3 separate regions of the Homo sapiens genome follow, and regions 1 and 3 are each linked to region 2. The links are chromatin loops, found by intact Hi-C in ENCODE. Cell type or tissue: heart right ventricle. All regions are shown on one strand. Region 1 has its middle 410 kb from the start of LINC00924. Region 2 overlaps LOC105370991 (a long non-coding RNA gene). Region 3 overlaps LOC105370991 (a long non-coding RNA gene).

Evidence for each region. Peaks named below come from ENCODE experiments on the same cell type or tissue, not always from the same donor. Only the 100,000 strongest peaks of a DNase experiment are listed, where the experiment ranks them.
Region 1: it touches region 2 in a loop (4-fold over the local background); 2 of 110 quality-filtered maps call a loop at or near these places.
Region 3: it touches region 2 in a loop (2.5-fold over the local background); 4 of 110 quality-filtered maps call a loop at or near these places.

Annotation. Positions count from the first base shown.
Region 1 is chr15:95,837,066-95,845,065 of GRCh38, forward strand. No RefSeq gene overlaps it. Among named protein-coding and RNA genes, the nearest start is that of LINC00924, 410 kb to the left of the region's middle. RefSeq lists an enhancer at 2,365-2,424. In heart right ventricle, no CTCF peak of the experiment used is centred here; DNase peaks (open chromatin) are centred at 3,066, 6,432 and 6,600; H3K27ac peaks cover 5,542 bases.
Region 2 is chr15:95,022,971-95,030,970 of GRCh38, forward strand. LOC105370991 (a long non-coding RNA gene) reads left to right here. Exons shown (of 12, transcript XR_002957693.2): 3 at 2,015-2,088. It overlaps LOC124903581 (a long non-coding RNA gene), which reads right to left. Exons shown (of 2, transcript XR_007064798.1): 2 at 7,908-8,000. Among named protein-coding and RNA genes, the nearest start is that of LETR1, 300 kb to the right of the region's middle. In heart right ventricle, CTCF peaks have their summits at 1,663 (motif pointing right) and 3,363 (motif pointing right); a DNase peak (open chromatin) is centred at 3,341; H3K27ac peaks cover 1,643 bases.
Region 3 is chr15:95,160,686-95,168,685 of GRCh38, forward strand. All of the region lies in intron 11 of LOC105370991 (a long non-coding RNA gene), which reads left to right. Among named protein-coding and RNA genes, the nearest start is that of LETR1, 160 kb to the right of the region's middle. In heart right ventricle, no CTCF peak of the experiment used is centred here; no DNase peak of the experiment used is centred here; H3K27ac peaks cover 1,098 bases.

The DNA of each region.
Region 1 (8,000 bases), 810 kb after region 2:
CCACTGCACCCAAAACGCTACATTAGGTTTACTTCAGGAAAATTCAGGAAGAAAACTACCAAATCAATATTTTTGAACATGCAGCTTTTAGGACAGGAATATCTCAACAGGTATTATTAAAATTATAATAGTTCTCTTCATACAAATATGTGTTATTTACCCTTGGAAAGAACAAATGGATCACTAGCAAAGTATGTTTTATCCTAAATTTGTTTTTCATTTAAATCACAAATAACTTCTCTTTTGTAACAGTTAATTACATTTAATTTGAAGATAAAATTATTTGTGAAAAAAGTTGCTAATCAATCATAAATTCAATTTTATTTCACACATTTCAGAGCTATTACTTGTTAGTAACTTTCAAGTGACCTTTAAAATAGCTGTATTTATTGAATGGAATGTGAATGGAATCCACTTTTGATCAAGGATACTGAGTGAAGGCCACATAGGAAGTGAGTGGATGTGTGTCCATGGAGTCATAGATACTTTTTCCAAGAAGAGGACCCTGCATCCTCCCCCAAGAAGAATGTCGTATATGATATATGAGAAGTGATGACACTAGTTGTATATTAATAAAATACATCTGTCTTTGCTCTGGGAAGATTAGGTAAATCTATTATTATAAATCCTCCTAAGACCACACAACCAAGGGCAGTATTGATATTAGTACTGAAACTAAGGTCATCATTTTGGTCACTGATATCCAATGGCATTTAAAGATGTGTGGACATGAGTGATGACGATGATGATGATGAGGAGGACAATGATGATGATAGTGAATATGGCGATGGTGATATTTAACACCAATATAACATTACTATGTGCTGGACTCTGTTCTAATTGCTTTACTTTTTTTTTATTATTTCATTTAATCCTCTCAACAACCCTGTGAGAAAGTCACTTGACGCATGAAAAAGGATGCACTACCAGGATGAGAAAATCTAGAGAATAGTAATACTTCTGTGAAAGTCATTCACAGCTTACACCAGCTCACCTATACCAGCTCTAATCCTTTCCATTGTAAATCAAACTCTGCTTAGCAAATACTTTTGTATAGGATAAGTAGGGAAAAACAGGTCCAAAAGTGTTTCTTAATAAATTAAAAATCTGAAAATAATATTATTATAATTATATTGACATATACATCGTGTATTGCTAAGCAACCTAACTCCCAACAATCAAAGTAGCAGCTAATTCAGAGTATATACCTAGAACTGTAACAATAACAGCAAAAACTGGAATGCAGCACCTTTGTGCTCAGAATTACAAAAGAGAGTTCATTTTCAATCAACATGCACTTACTATATGAAAAGCACTGGATTAGATGCTGTGGAGCAGAAAAAAGAATTAATACCCATCCTCAAGGAGCTTACCATCCAGTTACAAGCAAAACCTGAACTCACAGAACTATAAAAATGTAAGACTAAAAAATGTAGCATTTCTCATTAACTAAGTGGAAAATACCAAATCACTTTCCTTTACTTTTATCACCTCTTTTACAACCCTTCTCCCAACTGGATGGCAGTCATCCTTCTGCTGGGCTTTCATAATTCTCTGGAGCTCCTTTAAAATATGTGCTCCTTGTACTGAACCTGCCTGAATCTGTTTTCACATCTGTGAAATGGGATACTGAGGACCAACCCCCACTGAGTTATCGTAGAATTAAATGGGTCAATGACAATAAAATGCTTAGGATATTTTCTGGCACATGAGAGCTACTCAATCAATGATAACCAGTGTCAATATTATTATTATTATTATGACTACCTATGTCTATACCTAACTTTCTGACCAGATTTATCATCTTCATGTAATTTTGTTCATAATTCTAAGAGCTCCTAGAAGACTACATTGAATATTGTATCTGTTTTCTCAAAGGAAAATAGTGAAGCATATGGTAAATCTTCATGGTACAATTAGGATCTGGAGGAAAAGTGTTTACTGGGCTCATAGAAGGATCAAAGTGGGATTGCTGAAGAATGTCAGGTGAAATGAATGAGGGAATAGAAAGTATCTCAGTCTGGGTGAAAAAGCAAGATGAGGCATAAACCATGGAAGCATAAGAAGAAGAGAGACAGTTGCAGCAGGAATGATATTGGGTAAATGATAAAAAAGGGAACTCAGAAGGTTATTGCAGTAGTATAGGCACAAAAATCTGAGAACTTTTATTAAATGGGGCAACAAAAATAGAAAGGATAGAATCAGGTCATAGATGGAAGAAAGAGTCAATGGGATTGAATCATTGTTAACACATAGGAAGCAAGAGAGAGAAGAAAAAATTCAGAAGCAAGGCTCAATTTCTGAGTTTAGACAACAAAGACAATGAGAATAATACATATTGGAAATGAAACAGAAAGCAGAGCCCCTCTCCACCCTTGCTTTTGTTTCTAATCAGTGACAGGAACTGAGTTTCAGATATGTTAAGTTTGAGGTTTGCAGGATGTCAAAGTAGACGTGTTTACTAAGTTATTATCATGTGAGGTTGGATCAGTGAGGAAAAAACAACTAGAGAACGAGAAACAACAACTAGCTCCCTAATTCAACTGAACTTTGTCTGCATAAAGTTGGCATCAAGGTGCATAGATAATCATAAGCTCTTAGCAGAAGTCTCTTGGTGCCAGCATCAGTGAAGAGAGGAACAAAACCAATCCAGCCACTCTTTTTCTGATGATGCATCTACACCCTTGGTTCTACTTGGTTTCTCTGCACAGAGGGAGTTCTTCCATCTTTGGATCTAAAAACAATATCTTTTCATTTTATCTGCAGCAATAGTCTAGCTCTCAGAGACAAAGTCAGTGAGAAACAAAGAAAGGCCCTCGCCACTCAATTCAGCTCCCAGTACAAAGACCAGAGTCACAGTGGTGTCCACAGCCCGCATCGGCATAAATACAGATGGACTGAAATACGCATTTTACCTAAAATAAAGGCTTTATACCATGCAAGCAAAAATAGAGGTGGTTTTTTTTCCCCCCAGAAAGTAAGACCTTCAACAAGCCAGAACACCACTGTTTATTTTAAAGAATTTTTAAACTCTGATTCAGACTATGGACGCCAGGCCAATTGCTGAATCCCACGGGGGCATCTGCATGCTGAAATCTCTGCCTGGAAAGTCAGTTTTTAATGGTGCTGTTACAAAACTATGTGTCCTCAAGTAGAACTACAAAAACTCCAAAGACATATTAATTCCAATTCCACGACACAGGCCTAAAGATAGAGTGGAGGAAGTGCTTGGTCATGTACACACATCAAATTCACTGGCCTTTCTAATACCTTCAGTGAGATTATACTCTTTAACATCTGTTTGTTTTCTTAACCACGTTCTCATTTGTTTTCCATGAGTACTTACGATTCAGGTCACTGTTAGAACTTAGGGAGTAAAACAGAAAGAAATAATCACTCAGATTTAAGTCTAGTTTGCCCATTTCACAGATAAAAAAACTGAGGAGGGGGTGCTAAATGGTTACCCAAGTTCAATTAAAAGAGCATGAACTAGAACTGAGGTCTCCCCAGAACCCAAATCATGAATTTTCCCAACTGCCTTGTTTCTTTTCAGGCAGAAGAGCTCAAAAGGAAAACACTGAGGGACCTTCTCACCTCTAGGTTCTGCAGGATAACCTGTGGTGGAGAGTTCTTCCTACGTGTTGAGTCAGAGCACAGGGAGTGAATGGGGTGGGGAAGAGAAAGAGGAGAAACAATTTCAATCACTTTGTGTTTGTGAGGAGAGCTACTCAGAGAGTTCCCCCTCTATTTTAGACATTGGTTGGCACTGAAAACCTGTGGAAGCATGGGCCCTCTGGGAAGAGTGGGCTAAAAGAAGCATCCAAAGACACAGAAAAGCATAGCAAATTTTCCAGTAGCTCATGCCGCAGCATCACATGCATATTCTTTTGAAGCACCCCTAACCTCTTCTCTTTCCTACACCTTCAAACTGGAGTTTCTGTCTGATCATATTCAGCTGTTTTTTCCTCTGCTACAAAGAAGCTCAGCACTTTCATGTCTGAGTTGCCAAGTGACACTCTATGTTTGAGAGCCCAGAAGAGGATGGAACTCAGGCCTTGAGAATAGGAAGGGGGCAGTTGACTAGGCAGAGGTAGATGGGCATAATTCGGTCCACGCTGCCGTCTCCCCAGAAAACAGACCTGAGATATGGAGACGGGGGTGGCATTCGGAGATAACTAGTAGGTTTTTGGAACAATCAGGTTCTACTTAAGGATAAATAAACATAAGTATATCCTACTCATAATGAATTCCAAAAGTAATAGACAATTGTTAAAACCCGCCTTCTTCAAATCATGAAGCATGTACCAGTAGGTCAAAATTATTGCCAGATAACCATTTAAAAGCAAGCCACGGTAAGTTCAAAATATATACTCCAAGTTCATGAAGAGATGCATCAGTTATGTATAGTATTCTCCTAAAAAGAAGGTTAAACTGATATGAATGGGAAGCCGGTCAGTACTTTCTCTACTTTCAAGAAATTTGTTTTCCCAAATTGCAACTATTCATTTTTCTGTGAAAAGATTCATAGAAAAAAAATCCAATCTCAACCATTTTCTCATCAAAGGAAACGTCTTTAAATCTTAGCCTCAAGAAATGATCTCTAGAATGAGATTGTAGCAGAGTTGTATACAATGGAGTTTTAAAAATACCTCGGATCAGTAACTTTATTTTTTTATTTATTTTTTTATTATACTTTAAGTTTTAGGGTACATGTGCACATTGTGCAGGTTAGTTACATATGTATACATGTGCCATGCTGGTGCGCTGCACCCACTAACTCGTCATCTAGCATTAGGTATATCTCCCAGTGCTATCCCTCCCTCCTCCCCCTACCCCACCACAGTCCCCACAGTGTGATATTCCCCTTCCTGTGTCCATGTGATCTCATTGTTCAATTCCCACCTATGAGTGAGAATATGTGGTGTTTGGTTTTTTGTTTTTGCGATAGTTTACTGAGAATGATGATTTCCAATTTCATCCATGTCCCTACAAAGGACATGAACTCATCATTTTTTATGGCTGCATGGTATTCCATGGTGTATTTTTTTGAGACAGAGTCTCACTCTGTTGCCCAGGCTGGAGTGCAGTGGCACAATCTCAGCTCACTACAACTTGTGCCTCCAGGGTTCAAGCAGTTCTCCTGCCTCAGCCTCCTGAGAAGCTGGGATTACAGGCGCACGCCAACAAGCCCGGCTAATTTTTGTGTTTTTAGTAGAGACAGGGTTTCCCTATGTTGGCCAGGCTGGTCTTGAACTCCTGAACTCAGGTGATCCACCCACCTTGGCCTCCCAAAGTGCTAGGCTTACAGGCATGAGCCACCGTGCCCGACCAGGATCAGTAACTTCTAAAGGATATGCTCAAATGACACAATGAGGTGCCCATCAGTAGAAGGAAGCTCCAACCTTGTCAGCTTGACAGGGGAATGAAAAAGAAAATTCCGCCAGTTGTTAAACCCAGCTAACGTGTGATTGATCTGAGTTCGGCTGTTGGTGGTTAAATAGAACTCCCCTCTGGCGTTTATGTCTCAGTTCTGACTTTGCTTCAGCCTGACCATGAGGGGTCTATAAGTATTTGAGCCTCCACATTTCCCTTGTTCTGCACCTAAGATACTTTTAGATTGCTCTTTAGAGCCTGAATGCTCTAAGCTCTTGGCGTCCACTTTGACCATGAAGAGCTCCGACTGCAGACAGATGCTTATGACTGGGGATGGCTCACATGTTATCTTCCAGATAGTCTCTCTAGAGAGAGAAAAGGCAGAATCAGAGTGGCGTTCTGCAGTCAGAGTAGTTAAGGGAGTTAAGGTGGCGTTCAGGCAGGGTGAGCCTCTGTGCAGCCGATCTAACTTGGTCATAACCCATCAAGCCCCAATGGTGAGTTCTGTGTTCAGTATTTCAAATTTTTCCTTCCCTGACACTGGAGGAAATAATACAAAAACTTGTTACCTATGCTGATGCCCAGCCAAATAATGAATAATTATAACAACAATCTCATGCAGCGGACCACACACCTGATCAATTCCTCCCTTCAGCACAAAGGATTCTTGAATTCTGGCATCTACTCCAGTGCTTGTTTTAAAGTCATATTACCAAAAAGCTCTCAGGGAAGCATTTTACTTTCTGGCTTTGTGATAAACAGAAAGATACCACAGTGGTTTTTAAAACTCTTTTAAATCATACAATTCTTCATGTTTTCAGTCTTCCTTCCTGTGTGCATTTTCTCCCTCTGGGGCCATTTCCAAAGAACTCGAGAAAACGAAAGAAACCACTGTGACCAAGCTGGAATGCATGAAAACCAAACCATCTCCCCAGAGAGGATAAGGAGCAGATCCCATGACTCTGCACTTGTCCTTCATCTACCCTTTTCCCTCAAGCCACATGTCCACTCCACACCCTCATCAGGATCCCAGCCCAGTCCACCCTTACTCCCCAACTAAAGGGAAGATAGTTCTTTCTCCTGGGGCCGTGATGTGAGGCCTGGGAGGAAATGTTGTCTTTTGGGAAATAGCAAAATTGTGTGACTACATTAAAGTCAACACTATTTATCTTCACCTCTTGTCCTATGGGCTGACAAAGGGACACCACTGTTGGGCCCAACCCCCGTGCACAGCTGCAATAGAAAGAAGGCAGGGACTGGTACTTTCAAGTGTCAGACCTTTTGTGCTGACTAGTTTATGAGGCTGATGTCAAGCACTGCAGTCAATGAAGTCTTTGTCCTAGGTGTACAGGGCAGGACAGTGGAAAAACTGTCCTCTCTCATATCCCAGGCCCATCCATCTTCCCTTCACCCTGTTTCTCAACTTTCCTATCTCTTAAGCTGACGGAGAGAGGATCCCTCCTGGGTTAATGTACTGGAAAATTGCTCTGCATGTATATGAGGAGGTCCTTTCCAAATGAAAGAAAAAAAGAAAGAAAAAAAAACTGGGAAGAAGAGTCGTTTTTCCCACTGAACTCGTTGGCCTTATGCTTGTGGGTCTGACCCTGATTAAGAAAATCTCAATGTCCTGCTAGGAGGTTTATTGTGAAGTTTGGCAGAACGCACTTCCGATTGAATTTTTTTTTATTATTTGTAATCAGAAAGTGGTTTTGAACAGCTCCCATCACCCACCCCACCACCAACTACCCTGACCTCAAGTGTGCACGTGTGCACACACATGAACACACACACACACACATCCAAGACCTTGCCTTTGAAGAGACTCCATATGCTTACATCCAATTCACCTTGGAATAATCTATTCTCCTCCATGGGGCTGGTTTCCCCAAGGCAATTGCATATAAATAGCAAACAGATTGTTTTCATGCAGTTACATGGAAAGTTAGACTGCATGAACTTTGTTATGCATGGAACCCAGAAGAGCGGGTGTTACGTGATATCACTCGATTATTTTTACTTTTTTTCTAGCTAAAAATAATATCCTCTATTTTCTAAGCTTCTTCCCCCACTCACAGGTTTTATTCCTCTATGGGAGGCCTTAGGTTAAAACAAAAAGTCATGCTAGTGGTTAAGGCATCAAGTATGTATGCTTCTGAAATAAAAGCTGGCAGTGGCACCAAGGGATTTTATAAAACCCAGCTGAGTCCTTCCAGAAACTTCCATGCAAAATTTATGGGAAATGGAAACACATAACCTGAGTAATTGTAACCAATGCAAAATGTGTGTTTTAGATGCCAGTAGACACACAAATGTTCTTCTGGGAAATAAAAAAAAGTAGTGGGGGTTTGGGGATTTGGGGGCAAGTGAGGATTGTTAATGGGTAAGAAAACAATAGAAAAGATGAATAAAACCTAGTATTTGATAGCACAACAGGGTAACTACAGTCAATAATAATTGTATATGTTATAAGTTAAAGAGTATAATTGGATTGCTTGTAACACAAAGGGTAAGTGCTTGAGGGGATGATACCCCATTTTTCATGATGTGGTTATTATTTACTGCATTCCTACATTAAAATATCTCATGTACCCCATACATATACACACCAACTATGTACTCACAAAATA
Region 2 (8,000 bases):
TCTCTACTGAAAATACAAAAATTAGCCAGGTGTGGTGGCACACACCTGTAATACCAGCTACTTGGGAGGCTGAGACAGGAGAATCGCTTGGACCCGGGAGGCGGAGGTTGCAGCGAGCTGAGATTGTACCACTGCACTCCAGCCTGGGCAACAAAGAGTGAAACTCTGTCTCAAATAAAAAAGTTATCATACAATCTCTTAACAACCATGAGTTTTTGAGCTTATATGCATTTATAACATACAAGATAGTTGTTTTTAGAATTTAAAAGTTGAACAAACTGTCTTCCAGATAGTTGATCTCACTTGTTCACAATTAAACAACACATACATAGATCAAGGATTCATATTGCCCTCTTCCTAATTCTGAGCTATCAGTCTTTCCAATTCTCCAGGTGGTCAGAAGAATTTTCTATCACCTTGTTGCCTAAAAATACATATTTTCATTCAGAGTAAATAGATTATAATGCTACAAGTATAATTCAGGGAACCTTTGGTGTCGTAAAATTGGTGGAATTATTCCTCTTAAAGCAGGACTGGAAATGTGTTTCAGCGTAAGCTGGTTTCCAGGACTTATTTCCTATCCTGAGCACTTGGTACCCTGAGAACACCCAAGTAGCGTAAGTAAAGCAGTTGTTGATTGGGATGAAGACAAATGAACTCATCCTCCAGGTGAGGAGAGAGTTAATTGCTCTGCTTATGGGCACCATAAATTATTACTCAGTACAATTTCTGAAAACCTGTGGCCAAGGAAAGGGTGTCCATCTCATTGATAAAATTTGGCTTGTTCACCCAGAGACATGACATCTTGTTTATATGTATATATAACTGGGCACTGGGGTTAGGGTGTTTTCTACTGACTTACTAGATGGCCTTGAGAGAATGCTATACACCTTAAATTGTCTTCTTTGTTTAAACTGAATATAATACCTTCTCAAAAGGTAGCTAACATTTACAAAACAGCTAAAAATACTTCCTTAAAGGAGTTGTGATAGGACAGCCCGATTTGTTCACATACCACTGTTTCCAAAACATGTGCAGAGACTCAAGGAAGTTACCAAAACAATTAAGAATTGATTTAATTAACCTTTGTATCTTAGTATTGACCCAGCCTTTATAACAGCCTCTTAAACTCTGGAATACCCCAAGTCCAGAGTGTAGGCGTGTTTGCACACGCACACACGCACTCACACACATTCACACACACACCCAAACACATATACTCTCGCGCAGATACACCAACTGCAACAGCATTTTTAATTGAAAAGCATAAATTTGGAATGCTAAAACTATTAACGATTTGTTTTAATTAGGAACCCAGCTGCTTCCTGAGATTTTGCAGTCTGGGTTTCAGAACTTTTGCCATACTGAGAACGAGTCTCAAGTGGGTTGCTTTGGTCTTCCAGATCAGCATTTTTAAAAGACTTGTTGGAAGGGGGAGCTGCAAATGCTTCTGAGCTGTAAAATTACAGCTGCGTTTGTCCTTGGATGAGGTTGGGGCTGCTTTGTTATTGTAGCCAGCACCCTGCCCTTGACCTCTCACTTGGGCATGTTAAGTCTAGCAGGCTACCTGATCTTTGGATCATCTTGCCAAGTTGGCTTACAGATATGCAGCATCATGGATTTTGAGGTCCCTACTTATTCCACCATCAGTAGGGGGAGCTGTTACTTAATTGAAGTCTAAAGCGCCTCTCTCTTTTTCTTTAAATATTTGACAAGCTGAGAAGATAGTTCTTGAAAGTCAGTTAAGGGAAGTAGAGTCTGAGGAGCAGTAACATTTTTATGTGCCTCTTTTCTGATGTTCAGCTAATGCCAGCCATAGAACTTGTTATTTGGATAACATTAAATGGAGTATAACACATTCTGTTCATCAGTGAGCGTGGAAGCCATTCATTAGTCTATTCACTCACTCACTAATTTGCTCATTTATTCATTCAATCTTTCTTGATTGCCTACTATGTAAAATGCATGGTGCTATGAATGTGAAGATTACTAAAACACTGCTTCTGCCTTTCAGGAGTTTAGAGTCTAATGGATGGAACACAGAAGCAGGAAAAAAATTGCTGTAGAATATGATAAAGATTAATAGAGGTATGTACAAAGCACATTGGGGATAGAGGGAAGGGAGTCGGGAGATACTTTCTGTGGTACTGGGAATGCGTTTACCAAATATTAATATTTGTTAAATGAATATTGGTAAATGGTCAATAGATGGGTGAATGAATGGATGAAGAGAAAAAGGAGCTGACAGGAAAGTGAGCACAGGCAGTCTAGGAAAACCAGTTTGAAGAAAAGCTTAATGAAAGGGTATGTTAAAGTTGCAAAGCGTGAGAAGAGCAAGGTGCCATGGAAAGAGACTTAACAGGGTGCTGAGAGGTGAAGCTTGTGAGAGAAGGCAGCTGTTCATGAAAGGCTTTTTGTGCCATGCTAAGGAGCTTGGACTTGATGATCAAGAAGCTGCTGGACCAGGGGAGAGATAAAGGGAGAGCTATAGTTTAGAAATGTCATTTGGGCAATGATGTGAATGATGGTGTAGAAATGTAAGACTAGAGGTGGAACAGAAAAATACACTTGAAGGTATTTTTAATACAATGAAACTTTTCTAGGAGTCTGCAATAAAGACTGACAGATTGGAAAGATACTTAAAAAACAAATCAGCAGGACTTAGCAGGTTATTGAATGTGGGATGCTGGCAATTTTAAGGAAAAAATAGTGTTCACGGTACTCCTTTGTAAGTATAGACATGCCTCTGCAGAGAACCATTTTTCTGAAATTGATATATACAGATAAATTGCAATGGATAGCTTGCTAGCTATTTGGAGAAGTCACCTGGAAAAGTCATATTGCAATTTAAATATCATAACGATGGAGTATAAAGTTTGGACTGGACAGTATCAATATTTATATAAATTCAATTATGAATGGAATATTTTGAAATATTTTGTGATTTAAAATAGACAATTCATTCAAATGTATTTATCACCGAATTTATCAAGAAAATTTGTTCAACATCGATACAATAGGAAATAACTATAGAATGGATGTTGACAAATGACAACTCATGGAGCAAACCCAGTGCCCACACTTCCCCACCTGTTTTTGTAAATAAAAGTTTATAAATAAAGTTTTATTGGAATACAGCTATGCTCATTCATTTATATATTGTCCATGGCTGCTGTCATGCTACGATGGCAGGGGTGAGTAGTCATGAGAGAGACTGCAAGCAGTTCATTGGTTTGTGTAAGATAAGAGGTAGATCATGCATGCGTGCCCAGGAGCACTCAGTATAGAGTGTGGGGTGACCTAGTTAAAGGGTCACTGGAACCCATAGACATAAACCAAGACCCAGGCACCCCAAGAAGCAGCCACAGGAGGGCAGCAAAGTCACATGACATTAAAAATATCTATTTGAGAGCAATGGTGGCCAGCAGTGTGTAGATTACAAACCATTTGGTATTTCATGTGACAGCACCAAAGTCCAATAGAAATTTCTTTAGCATGAATGTATATGCTCAGTAGTCTCTTTTGGATCCAAATTAAGAAGTATTCAGAAATAAAATCTGCTTTTGGGAGAAGCCAAATTTTTTAAAACAAAAGAGACTTTTGATTAGGATAAAATGTGTCAGTGCAGGATACTGACACTTTTTACTTCATAGAGAACATCGATACAAATCCATTTAAATAAGCATTCCCATTTTAATTGACTTTTTCACAAGAAGAGCAAGATGAACACATTGCAGCACATAGTTCTTCCATGGAAAAATACAGCATCATTTAAAAAAAATGAACACTGAGAAATAGCATTTATTTATTTTTTTTCTGCTTTTTTTTCCACATTGATTTATTTTGTAGCCTACTTGGGCCAAACATTGCACTGGAGAAGAGGGATACAGAGAACAATGAAAAGAGAGTGACGAAGTTATTTTATAATTTTAAAACCACACCCACATCAAAAATAATAAACATCTCTGGAAAAAAGCACGACTTAAAATGTTAGTCTTGGTTTATTTTCTGTTTTCTTGCCTTGATTTTGGCCCTATATCAAGCCACTTCTCAATTTCAACATGTAGATAGCTTAAAATCTTTGGCTTGGGCTGGGCACGGTGGCTCACACCTGTAATCCCAGCACTTTGGGAGGCCAAGGTGGGTGGATCACAAAGTCAAGAGATAGAGACCATCCTGGCCAACATGGTGAAACCCCGTCTCTACTAAAAATACAAAAATTGTATGGGCATGGTGGCATGTGCCTGTAGTCCCAGCTACTTGGGAGGCTGAGGCAGGAGAATCCCTTGAACCCGGGAGACAGAGGTTGCAGTGAGCCGAGATCGCGCCACTGCACTCCAGCCTGGCGACAGAGTCTCGCTCTGTCAAAAAAAAAAAAAAAAAAAAAAAAAATCTTTGGCTTGGTGAACGGAAGTTCTTAATTTGAATATTTGAATATAGATTAATTTACCTAATTCTTCTGTTATGGTTTGTAAGTTTTGACAAGAATTTTTTAAATTAAGTGGGTTTAAAATATTAACAGTAATAATTTTTGGAAGCTGTATTAAATGTTTCACTACACTTCTAAGTCATCAGAATACTGGTATCTATTCGATAGATGAGCTAACAAATCGTCTCTTGAAAGTGATCTGGTTATCAGTGATCCTTACCTCATTGACTTTTGTCAACAGTAGATATTCCTTGTTTGCACATACTGCATCTGCAATAAATGGTTGCTAAAAATTATTTTTAAATCTCTTATATTTGGAGGACAAGTTAATAATTTACAACTCCTTAATTAGGATCTATTTTGACCAGGTCTTTCCAACTGAGGAAAAATATCAATTGTAGCAATTAAAAATGTAAAATTCTTATTCTTTGATTGTTTCAATAGTTAAAGCCTTAGACTTTGGGAATTAGAAAAAGTCTTTGGTAAAAATATCTAACTTGGAAAAGCTGTGGGTGTGTTGTATATGCGTGTGTGAGGTGTGTGTATCTCAGGTTTGGTGTAGCCATAGAAAGATGTGTATATGTATTTATAGCTCTTGTTTTTTGGCCATAATACATATAGTGTCTACAGTTAAAAATGTTCTGAAGAAAATAGCACATTTGAATGTTAGATACAACCTCCTTTCGCTTTAAACAATTTCTCCAGTTGAGCATGACTTTTTCGTGTTGAATCCTCTGAGATTCACTTACAGCATGTTTTGTCAGCCTGTCAAGAGTGAAGAACTCTTAATTTAGGCATGATCTCCCACTACATATTTGGATTCCCCAAACCGAGTCACATTTAGTAAAAGGATCCTGAAGCCTATACAAGCAGACAGAAACTTCAGTAAACAAGTAGAAGATCTAGCATTTTAGCTAGGCAGTCCTACATTTCAAAGAAACATGTTCCCAGCAGAAAACACATTATTTATATGGTGGTCTTGACAAAAAGTCAGTTTATCAACACATGGCACAATATATAATTTTCCTGATTTTCTGAAATCTTGATGTTTTCCAAAATTCAGTCTTCTGTTAGAGACGCACATTGAATTACAGTCATAGTTTCTCTGATTAAGAACAAAAACAAAACAAAAATCAGATGAAGAAGTGAAAAAAGAGAATGGAAAAGAAATAGGAAGATTATTTCTTAGGAATGTGTGCAAGTGTGGCACCCCATTCACAATCTAAATGTTTCTTAAGCCCCTTCAAATTAGAACATGGGTTAGAATAAAAGTGAATACTCTTGCCTTTGAGAGGTTTACATTTTAAATAATGAAGAGAGAGTAACATTTCATTGCATAGTGGTATATGGCATTTGGATTTTTAAAAAATGTTCCAGGTCTCTAAATCAGGAAAATGATATAGCTATTAGGGAAAGGGAGAGGCTTCTTTCCCTAGCAGCTGGTCATTATATGATATATGTATTTGCTTATATTGAAGATAAAGATACAATGTCAGTGTTTCTATATAACTGGAAGAATAAAACCACATCCCCAAAGGCTGGAACACCAAAAGGACCTTATTTAACAAATAGGCCCTTAATTCAAAAGCTTTAGCTTTCTTGTTGTAGTGTTGTTCAGGGAATGACTAAGAAGAGTCACACAGATTTTAAAGATAAAGTTTAGTAACATTTAGTTAAACTGAAAAGAAAATTCCTTTTAGAATTTTGGTTGGAATTAGATTGCAGTTATTTAATAAATAGGAATACTGAAAAGTTTAAAATTTTTTCTTTTTAGACAAGGTCAAGCTATTTCTTCCCATTTATTCATGTTTTATTTTGTGCTCCTTAAAAGAGGCGTAAGGTTTTCTTAATTTTAGGTTTATTTCCAATTATTTATTTTTGTTGTTGCTATTATTGATTTCTGTCTTAAACTGTCTGCTTGTTTGCGTAAATTTCATTAAAAATACATTTAAGAATAAAGATATTTTTAAAAAGAAAATATAGTAAAGCTTGACTAACTTTAGCATATAGTAAAATATTTCATACAGGTACAATAATTAAACCAATTTGGTTGTGGGACTAAAGAATACACAGATCAAAAGAATAGAATAGAGAGTCCAGAAATGAATCTAACTGCATATGGGAATTTAGTAATTTATAAAACTAGCATTTCAAATTAGTGAAAGGAAATGTGTTTCCCCTTAAAATGCATTGGATCAACTCAATTGCCATTTGGGAAAAATAATAAAGGTAGATCTCCACCTTACCTCCTAAACCACACAACAAAGCTAAATAAATAAAAGATTCAAAAGTTGAAACCTTAAAATGAAGAAAATTTTATTAGATTTTATTATAAATTAAAAGATAATGCTTTCCTAAGCATGACACATGTGCATGAAAGGAAAATAAAAATCAAAGCACATAAAAGTTAAAATTTTTAGATGGCAAAATATCACAAAGTAGAACTACAAATAACAAACTGAAAAAAATTATGACAGATAAAGAATAATTTCATCAATGTACAATGAGTTTTTATACATCAGTGTAAAAGGCAATCAAATAAAAAAAAGGACAAAACATTCCAGAAGGTAATCCTCCAGAAAACAAAAACAAATGGCTAAACAAAGGAAAGGATGTTAACTTTGTTCATTCTGAATAAATGCAAAATTCAACAGAGTTTTATAACTTTTTTCTCTAAGATTGTCAATGTTTTAAAATTTTATTATAAACATCGTTAATGAGTACATGGAGAGAAAGGCATTTTACTCTTGTAGGAGTGAAAATTGGTGTAAAATTTGGACAGTATCTTAGCTATATGTATTAAAAGCATAAATTCATATAACTTTTGACATAGAAATTCAAATTATCCTACAGTTATATTAGCAGAAGTGTTGAATGACCAATTTCAATATATGTATTCAGTACAGCTTGAAAAGTCTAGTAAAGATCATGTTATACATGTATATAAGCCCAGATAAACCAATGATGGTGGAAAACTAAGCTTTCATTAAAATATTAAATGTGTACACATGCATTGATTTACAGTGGCGTCTAGGATACTGATAAGTACAACAAGCAAGTTGCAGAGTAGTGGGTATAGTAAGAATTTATTTTTGTATAATATATATCTGCATAGTTGCCAGGGTCTATGTGTGGGATGGACAGTGTGATTACAAGGAGATAATATGAGAGAGTTCTCAAAGAGGATGGGATTCTTCTGAATTCTAACTGTTTTGTGCCCTAAATGTGGTAGTGATTACACAAATATAGCTAAACACGCACACGTCTGTGTGTATATTATACGTATCTCCATATAACTGAGAGTAACATCAGCAAGATGGCAGACTTGGAGGCTCTAGGACCTTATTTCCTCATGGAAACACTAAATAAACAACTAGAAACTAACTAAAGTAATTTTACAGGTGTTCTGGAAATCAGCCAAAGATCTATAGCAACCAAATAGACCCTTAATGAAGGGGAAAAAAAGCCACACTTGAAATGGTAGGAAAATTTTATAGCATTTTTATTTACCATTGCCTGTCTCTTGTGTGGCATGTAACAGGAAAAAAAACAGACTTCATGTTAAAACTGT
Region 3 (8,000 bases), 140 kb after region 2:
CTTTGAGCATGACTTCAGCAAAACCAAGGTTATAGGTGATGGTTATGATGATGAATAAAAGAGCAGTGCAGAGTGAAAATGAAGAATAAATTTGACTTTGATTTTAGTTCAGGGGTGTAGATGGATATTTTGCCCAGGATTTGCAACTTGGATTTTGGGAGATTGCTTTCCATGAGGATTTTGAATCCTTATAGATAATATATTAATTTAGAGTAGAATAGAGATGAATTCAAATGAAGAGTGAGAGAAGTTGTATTTCGAGGAATAAGAAAGCAGGTATAAAAACATTCAGTGAACTTTTAAATCATGCTATAGACAATCATCATAATGATGCTACTTAGGAAAGTCAGAGTCACGAAGCTCTGGATATAGTTTTTCTGTACTCTGTTGCAAAGGGAATTCTTTGGTAGAGAAAATAGATGGAAGCCTGTCAGTCGCAGAGAAGAAAGTGGAATGCAGGAGAGTGGGTTCCTAGAGGGATGTTGCTTTCAATCTACTTCCCTGCTGCAGTTTCTAGCCAGCACATGGTAACCACCTCTCTCTTCTGCCACCTTCTGAAGTTACTCAGATAAATCTCTGTTCCTTTGACCCAAAAGAAGTGCCCCCCACCAGCCACCTCTGTCCCATTACATGGCCCATTATGCTTACCTTATCTCAAAGATACACTCGAGTTATTGGAAATTTCCCATAAAGATTCCCACACTCCTGAAAGCGGAAAGAACACAGCAGGAAAAGACGAACTAGGATGTGTGTTAGTGTATGTAATTATATTGAGGTTAGAAATGGAAAACACACCTGATGCTCTGCGTTATTATTTTAAAAACAGCAATAAGAACAAACTGGAAGCTCAGAATGATGCCCTGGAGAGAATTATTCTTTTTCTGACATTTATTTAGATTCCCCTTTGAGAAATAGCTTTATTTTCAGTGATTTCTTGGGTGAGTAAAATAACATTTCACTCAAGAGTTAAAAGGGGTCAGTTTGGGTCTTGTCAGGGGTGCTTTGGAACTTTCTTGCTGACCTGGAATTAGTGCACGTGCATCTGAGTGCTACTCCAGCCACCCAGCACACCATAAAATATGTTTTCCGCTACAGTGATATTGCTGGCAGTGCATAAAACAAATGGACTGGGTCAGAAATAGTCAGACTCCACCTTTAAATGGATTCTTCTGGATGTATGTTACTTTGGAGAGCACTTTTGAAACATTCTTCTATTAAGGTTTTCATTATGATTTTAACTCCTGTCTACAGAAGCTATTCATTAATTCAATTAGTCCTTATTGCCAACGTAGAGGGTGAGTTCTATATTGTAAGCCCCAATGCACAGATGCAGAAACCGAGGTTCAGAAGCTTTGACATCTTGCCCCAGGTCTCTTAGATGTTAGTAGCTAATCTGGGATGCAAACCAGATGCCTGAATCAAGTCTTTGTTCTCTTCATTCTGCTGCACTGGTTCGTCTGACTTGAAATTGCATCAGTTAGGGTTTGGGTTCAGCTGCATACAAAAAAATCCGAGTGGCTGCCAGTTAGACTAAACAGAGATTTATTTTTCTTCCATATAACAATAAATTCAGACATAAACAGTCTGAAGCTGGTGGAAAGAAAATGCTTTCTGGTTTCCCAGTGTGATTAGGCACATGAAGGCAGTTGCAATTCCAGCCCTCATGACTGTAATCCAGACTGCAGAAAGGAGTTAGAAACAAGAAAATCACGTGGCACTTACATCAGGAAAGCACAGTATTTTTCAGAAATACACAGAAATAACCAGAAATGTGTCTCACATGATCATTGCTGGTCATCTAATCTCCCTAGAAAAGTAATTTTTATCTTATAACATTGCTGCCCCAACAAAATAGAGATTCCCTCAGTAAAAAGGAATGAAGGAATGGATTTTCTGTTAGTACCCAGAGAAGTATCTGTCTCCAAAAATATCTATCTTTCCACTTCAAAAATAATCAAATGTTTTCTTAGGGCATTTTTGTCCCAAAGCCTATTCCCACCCCTTGTTTTATGTTCCTCAATTTAGAGCATGAACACTTGCTGGCTGACCCATGGTCCCTTTGGCTGAATGTCAGCCAGCTGTAAAAGGACTATGTATATGAAGACCACACCAGCTAGAAGCTTAACTCAAGGTTTCATTGTTTTAAAGGACTTAATATTCTTCTAGTTTATGCAGAATCTCACTGGGTAAAGTTGCAGAAAAAAATTCTAGAATAGAAGAGAACAGTTTGGAATATGTAATTCAACTATTTCTAAGTAATAGAGAAAGGCAACAAAAATGTCAATATTACAGGCATCAAATACTTTAGCTAATCAGGTAATGTTATTGAGTTGGAAGCTGACCCTATCACCATAGGTATCTGTTTTCCTAAGTTACTCATCTTAACCGCTGATTCACACTGTTCACCCTCCCACTCGGCAGTGGAAGTTAAATGGCTTGTGATTCACAATCTCAGCCTTAGAGAAGAGATTTGTAATAACAGATGTTTATAATGTGCCTCTAGTTTCCCTTGGCCTTCTCTTCCTCCTCACTAAATCCCTCATTCTAGACCATGGAATTTTACAAGGGACTTGATGTCCTTGGGTCTTGCTGAGACAGAAGATATTCACAAAGGCTTGGACGAAAAGCTCCTCAGCCATCAAATTGGCTAATTCATTCCAGATTATGCTGAATGTAAGCTCTCCAGACGAAGAAACCATCATCTAACACAGGGGTGAGGTGGGGCACGGTGACGGGAGGATCAGATGAAGAGGAGTCAGCAGTAATAACGGAAAAGGAAGGCCCAGGGTGATTGGAGAAAAGCCAGGACAGTGTGAGGACTCTAAGCCCAGCATTAGAACTTCAAGAAGAATGGAGAGGTCAACAATGTCAAATTCTCCAACATCTGAGGAAGAGAGCAAGATGAAAGCATTGGGTTTAGAAATGTGAATGTAATTGATGAGCTTGCTAAGGTAGTTTCAGAGGGACGATAGTGAAAAAACAAAAAGATAAAGCCTGTGCTCGGTAAAAATTTAGAGAAAAGGAAAATTTAAAGTAGGGACTTCGGTGGCTGACTGGTCATTTTTTGAAAGGCCTCTCGGTGAGGGGAAGGAGAAAGAGATAATTGGAGCCAGAGGGACGTGCAAGGTTGGTGGCATTTGTTATTAAGACCACATCAGCTAGAGGCTTAAACCCAAGGTTTCATTGTTGGGTTTCATAGTATGGTAAAATCTTGGGTGTGGTTTTAGTCTATGGGAAAGTAGTCAATTAAGACTAGGAATAGAAATGTGTTTACAAGCAAATGGAACAGGAGCTGAAGGAGATGACACCCTGAATTAAAATTTAATTAATATCACAGAGAATGCTTTTCTATCATGGTTTCATTAAACACAGAGCCTTCACTTCTAAATATTCAAATACACATATATACATACACATACACACACACCTTTATACAAACTTTAAGTGTGTGGAGTGTTAGAAACCTCACTGTGTAAAAACTGAAACTATAACATGGGAAATGAAGAAAGGTGATTATTTAGATGAGAACACATATAATAATAAAAGTAACACATTTTACGGTTTCTTTAAATGTTTATTCATCCCTCTACACAATTAAATAGCATGTGTTTTAGACATTTTTATTATTTTCCATTTTCCAGCTGTACATACCATGAGAGATATAGGTTCTATAACTATTTGGAGCTATACAAATAGAAAGAGGAATAAGAAAATGTTATGTCCTCTCTCCTCTTTAAAAAAAAAATTCTGTTTTGAAAATTTTTCTTTTTTTGAAAAAAATTTTTTGAAAAATGTAAGGTTGATTTAATGAGTACATATGCATTTGGAAGTGATATGTCTATTCTCAATGGTCGTTTTTAAAATTTTCCTTTTCTTCAATGTCCTGATGTTTTACTCCATGTCCAGTCCGGCACTGTTTCTAATTGTTGTATGTTTCAGTCGCATGCCTGTCACATATGAGGAGCAACTCCTTTGTAAAACGGCAAGACATTACCTTTTTTTTTTTTTTTTTTTTTTTGTCTTTGAGACAGAGTCTCACTCTGTTGTCCAAGCTGGAGTATAGTGGCGTGATCTAGGCTCACTGCTACGTCCACCTCCCAGGTTCAAGCAACTCTCCTGCCTCAGCCTCCCGAGTAGCTGGGATTACAGGCGCCTGCCACCACCCCCGGTTAATTTTTATTTATTTATTATTTTTATTTTTATTTTTTTAGTAGATACAGGTCGTGTTGGCCAGGCTGGTCTTGAACTCCTGACCTCAGGTGATCCACCCTCCTTGGCCTCCCAAAGGGCTGCATCGCCTTTTCAAAATACCCTTTCCCCATTCCCTCTTTCAGCCCTCCCATTCTCTTCCCCATATTACTTGATTTCACACTTACATTCTCCATCTCGGCATTTACACTGGATCCTTGATATATGGATCTTTCAGTCAAGTCACTAATGCATTTATTACATATGTCTAATTTGCCATTTCATCTATTAACTCTATTAACTACTTTCATTTTATTTTAAGAACTATATGCTACAATTATAATTCTACTTCATTCCTTTTCCCACGTTTTATCACTTAGTGTTGCTATTTTTAGTGTGGTGATTTATCCTTCATTTATTGTTTTAAACCTTTTTAAGGCTCTTTTATAACTTTAAGTATTCTAATTTTACTTCTTGGAGCTCTAAAGGTTGTTTGTTGTATTTTTTGGTTCTTTACCTTGGAAGAGTTTTTATTTATTCTGTTAGTTTGTTTATTTATTTATTTATTGAGATGGAATCTCGCTCTGTCACCCAGGTTGGAGTGTAGTGGTGCCATCTTGGCTCAGTGTAACCTCCGCCTCCCAGGTTCAAGCAATTCTTCTGCCTCAGCCTCCAGAGTAGCTGGGACTACAGGTGTGTGCCACCACATCTGGCTAACTTTTTGTATTTGTAGTAGAGATGGGGTTTCACCGTGTTGGCCAGGATGGTCTCACTCTCCTGACCTCGTGATCCACCTGCCTCAGCCTCCCAAAGTGCTGGTGTTACAGGTGTGAGCCACTGTGCCCAGCCCTCTGTTAGTTTTTTTTAATTGTGGACTCAACTTCAACCATAATTTGTTTTTCCTCTGTGTGATTCTCAAGAAAAGTTAGCTATAAGTTTTAGTTTTTCAGAAAATGAGGATGGAAACATAAGGATCAGTCATTTGCCTAACAGAAGAGAAAAATATATCTATCTCATAGGTTTTACTCAGAGGCCGGAGGGAGCCTGTCTACTCTGTTCTTCACACTGATAGTAGAGTGATCACGCAAAAATTGATTTTGTTTGTCTAAGTCCATTCAGGCTACCATAACAAAATACATCAGACTGGGTAGCTTACAAACAACAGAAATTTATTTCTCACAGTTCTGACTGATGGGAAGTCCAAAATCAAGGTACCAGCAGATTTGGTGTCCAGTAAGATCCTGCTTCCCGGCTCAGAAAGGATGCACTCTCCCTGTGTCTTCCTCTCTGTGGGCCAACTGAGCTCCCTCAGGCCTCTTTTGCTTGTTTTGTCTGGTTTTGTTTGTTTGTTTGGGGTTTTTTGAGACAGGTTCTCACTGCTATTGTCACCCAGGCTGGAGTACGGTGGCATAATCACATTTCAGGCTTCTTTTATGAAGGCTCTAATTTCATTCATAAGGGCCCCACCCTCATGACCTAATAACCTCCCAAATTTTGGTGGGACACAAACATTCAGACCATAGCAATGTTACAACCCTGTAGTAACCTTTAGGATAAAGTACAAAGTTTCTTCCCCTGTGATCCAAATAGACACTGGATAGCACCTTGCCAAATCATTTGTTTGTACTGGGCATGCAACTAAACCACAATTCCAAGCCCATTTGCATCCTGGTGGGCCCTTGTGAACTAGTTCCCATCAATTGAATTGTGTTTAAGTGATAAGTGCCTCTTGTAAATCAAGGCAATTAAAGCATGCATACCTTCTCTGTGTAGCTCTCCCCACCCCAGCCCCTGTGACTATATGGCTTGGGGTGAAGTTTTCTTTTTTTTTTTGCCCCTAGACAGGGTCTCGCTCTGTTGCCCAGGCTGGAGCGCAGTGGCACTATCTCAGCTTACTGCAGCCTCCGTTTCCAGGATATAAGCAATTCTCGTGCCTCAGCCTCCCGAGTAACTGGGATTACAAGCGTGTGGCACCACACCTGGCTAATTTTTTGTATTTTTAATAGAGAGGGGGTTTTGCCATGTTGGCCAGTGTGGTCTCCAATACCTAGCCTCAAGAGATCACCTGCCTCAGCCTCCCAAAGTGCTGGGATTACAGGCATGAGCCACCATGTCCGGCAGAGCTGAAGTTTTCTATCTACTATCACCACTGCTATATCAGACTATGATATGTGTAAGCTAGTATAAACTTTTTTTTTTTTTTTTTGCTATGCCGCTGATATTTGAGGACTTATTTGTTACTGCAGCATAGTCTAGCCTATTGGCCCTCTCTGATACGCTTCCTGCCTAGTTCCCCAGTCTCATTGTTATCTATTTTCCTCTTGTATATTACATCCTCAGCACTTTCGCATTCTTCAGTTTCTCAAATACATTTGTCATTTTATACTTTGGCACTTTCGCATATATTTTTCCTGCATTGGGGATACTCTTTCTAATACTCTTTGGCTAATTTGATCTTCAATTCTCAGATCATGTACCAATTCCTCAGGCAGGTGTTCTTTGTTCTTGATTCTAAATCGTGTGCTTTCATTGATCTTCTCTTCCACAGAACACTATTCTGTTTCCTAATAACAATTTGTCCAATTGTTAATTATGTGTTTCGTTGTACAATGTCTCTCTTCTCTCATTAGTCTGCATACACCATATAAGGTAAGGAAAAGAACTATTTTGTTCATTACTACTTACATGACCCAAGATAGAGACTTAATGTATGTATTTATTAATATTTGTTAACAACAAAATGCATTTGTTGTTGAATGAATGAACTGCTCACGTCAACCTCTTGCATTTGCTAAGCCCCTAGATAAAGAATGTCTGCTATGCATTATTATGTGAAATGTGAGGTGAAAAGTATTTTGAGCACAGATAAATTAGTTAATGTATGTAAATGTCGTTTGAAAGCTCTCCTGTATAAAGCAAATTATCTTCACCAATTATATAAAAACTAAACTGTACAATCTTGAAGACATGCATAGTAATGTCCTTTCAATAGATGATGAATAATGATAATAGCTTCATGCCATAGAGCCTTCCCTGAACAGAGAAAAACAAATATATATGTATCTAATACATAGTATTACATACATAAAATATATTTCATCACTGATTACATGTTCATCATTTTATCTGTCGTATCAAGAGCAATTCGAAAACACACTTTTTTATCTTCTTTATATCTCCGGAAATTGTCATCACAGTGTTTATCACATAGTAGATGCTCAATAGGTTTTATGAAAAATAAATGAATGGTTAAATGCATTCATTTTCATCTGATTAATGAGTGTCTTTATGGCTATGAGGTGTGGTGACCTCTACACAAATCAAAGATAAACAATAACACAAATTTAATTTTAGAACTTCATTTTCTTTAAGTAATGGCTCATCTACAGGCTTCTGGTAGGATATGATGATTTAATAGGTAAAAATGTCATGAGACTAAGAGGTTTCTGAGACTCTGAATCAAGTCCAGGCAAACATAAATAACAATGAAATGATAATACAGTGCATGACCTGTTTGATATTCTTATTACTGCTCTGTAAAATTCCATGAGTAGATTTATACTGCAGTCATCCCAAGCCAACATTGACATCTTGACAATTGGTTTCAGTCTTTACTGTAATTGTGTCACTCATTAAAACATGCAAGATAATGCTGCTTAATCAGAAAACCGTTGCTTCTTTGAAATACACGCGAGAGCTACTTTTTCCACTGCCAGATCAGTTGCTTCTGCTAATACAGAAAAACAGATATACAATGAGACCATTTTGATATAAACCTGAAGGATTGATTAAAAAAGGTATTCAATGTAGGG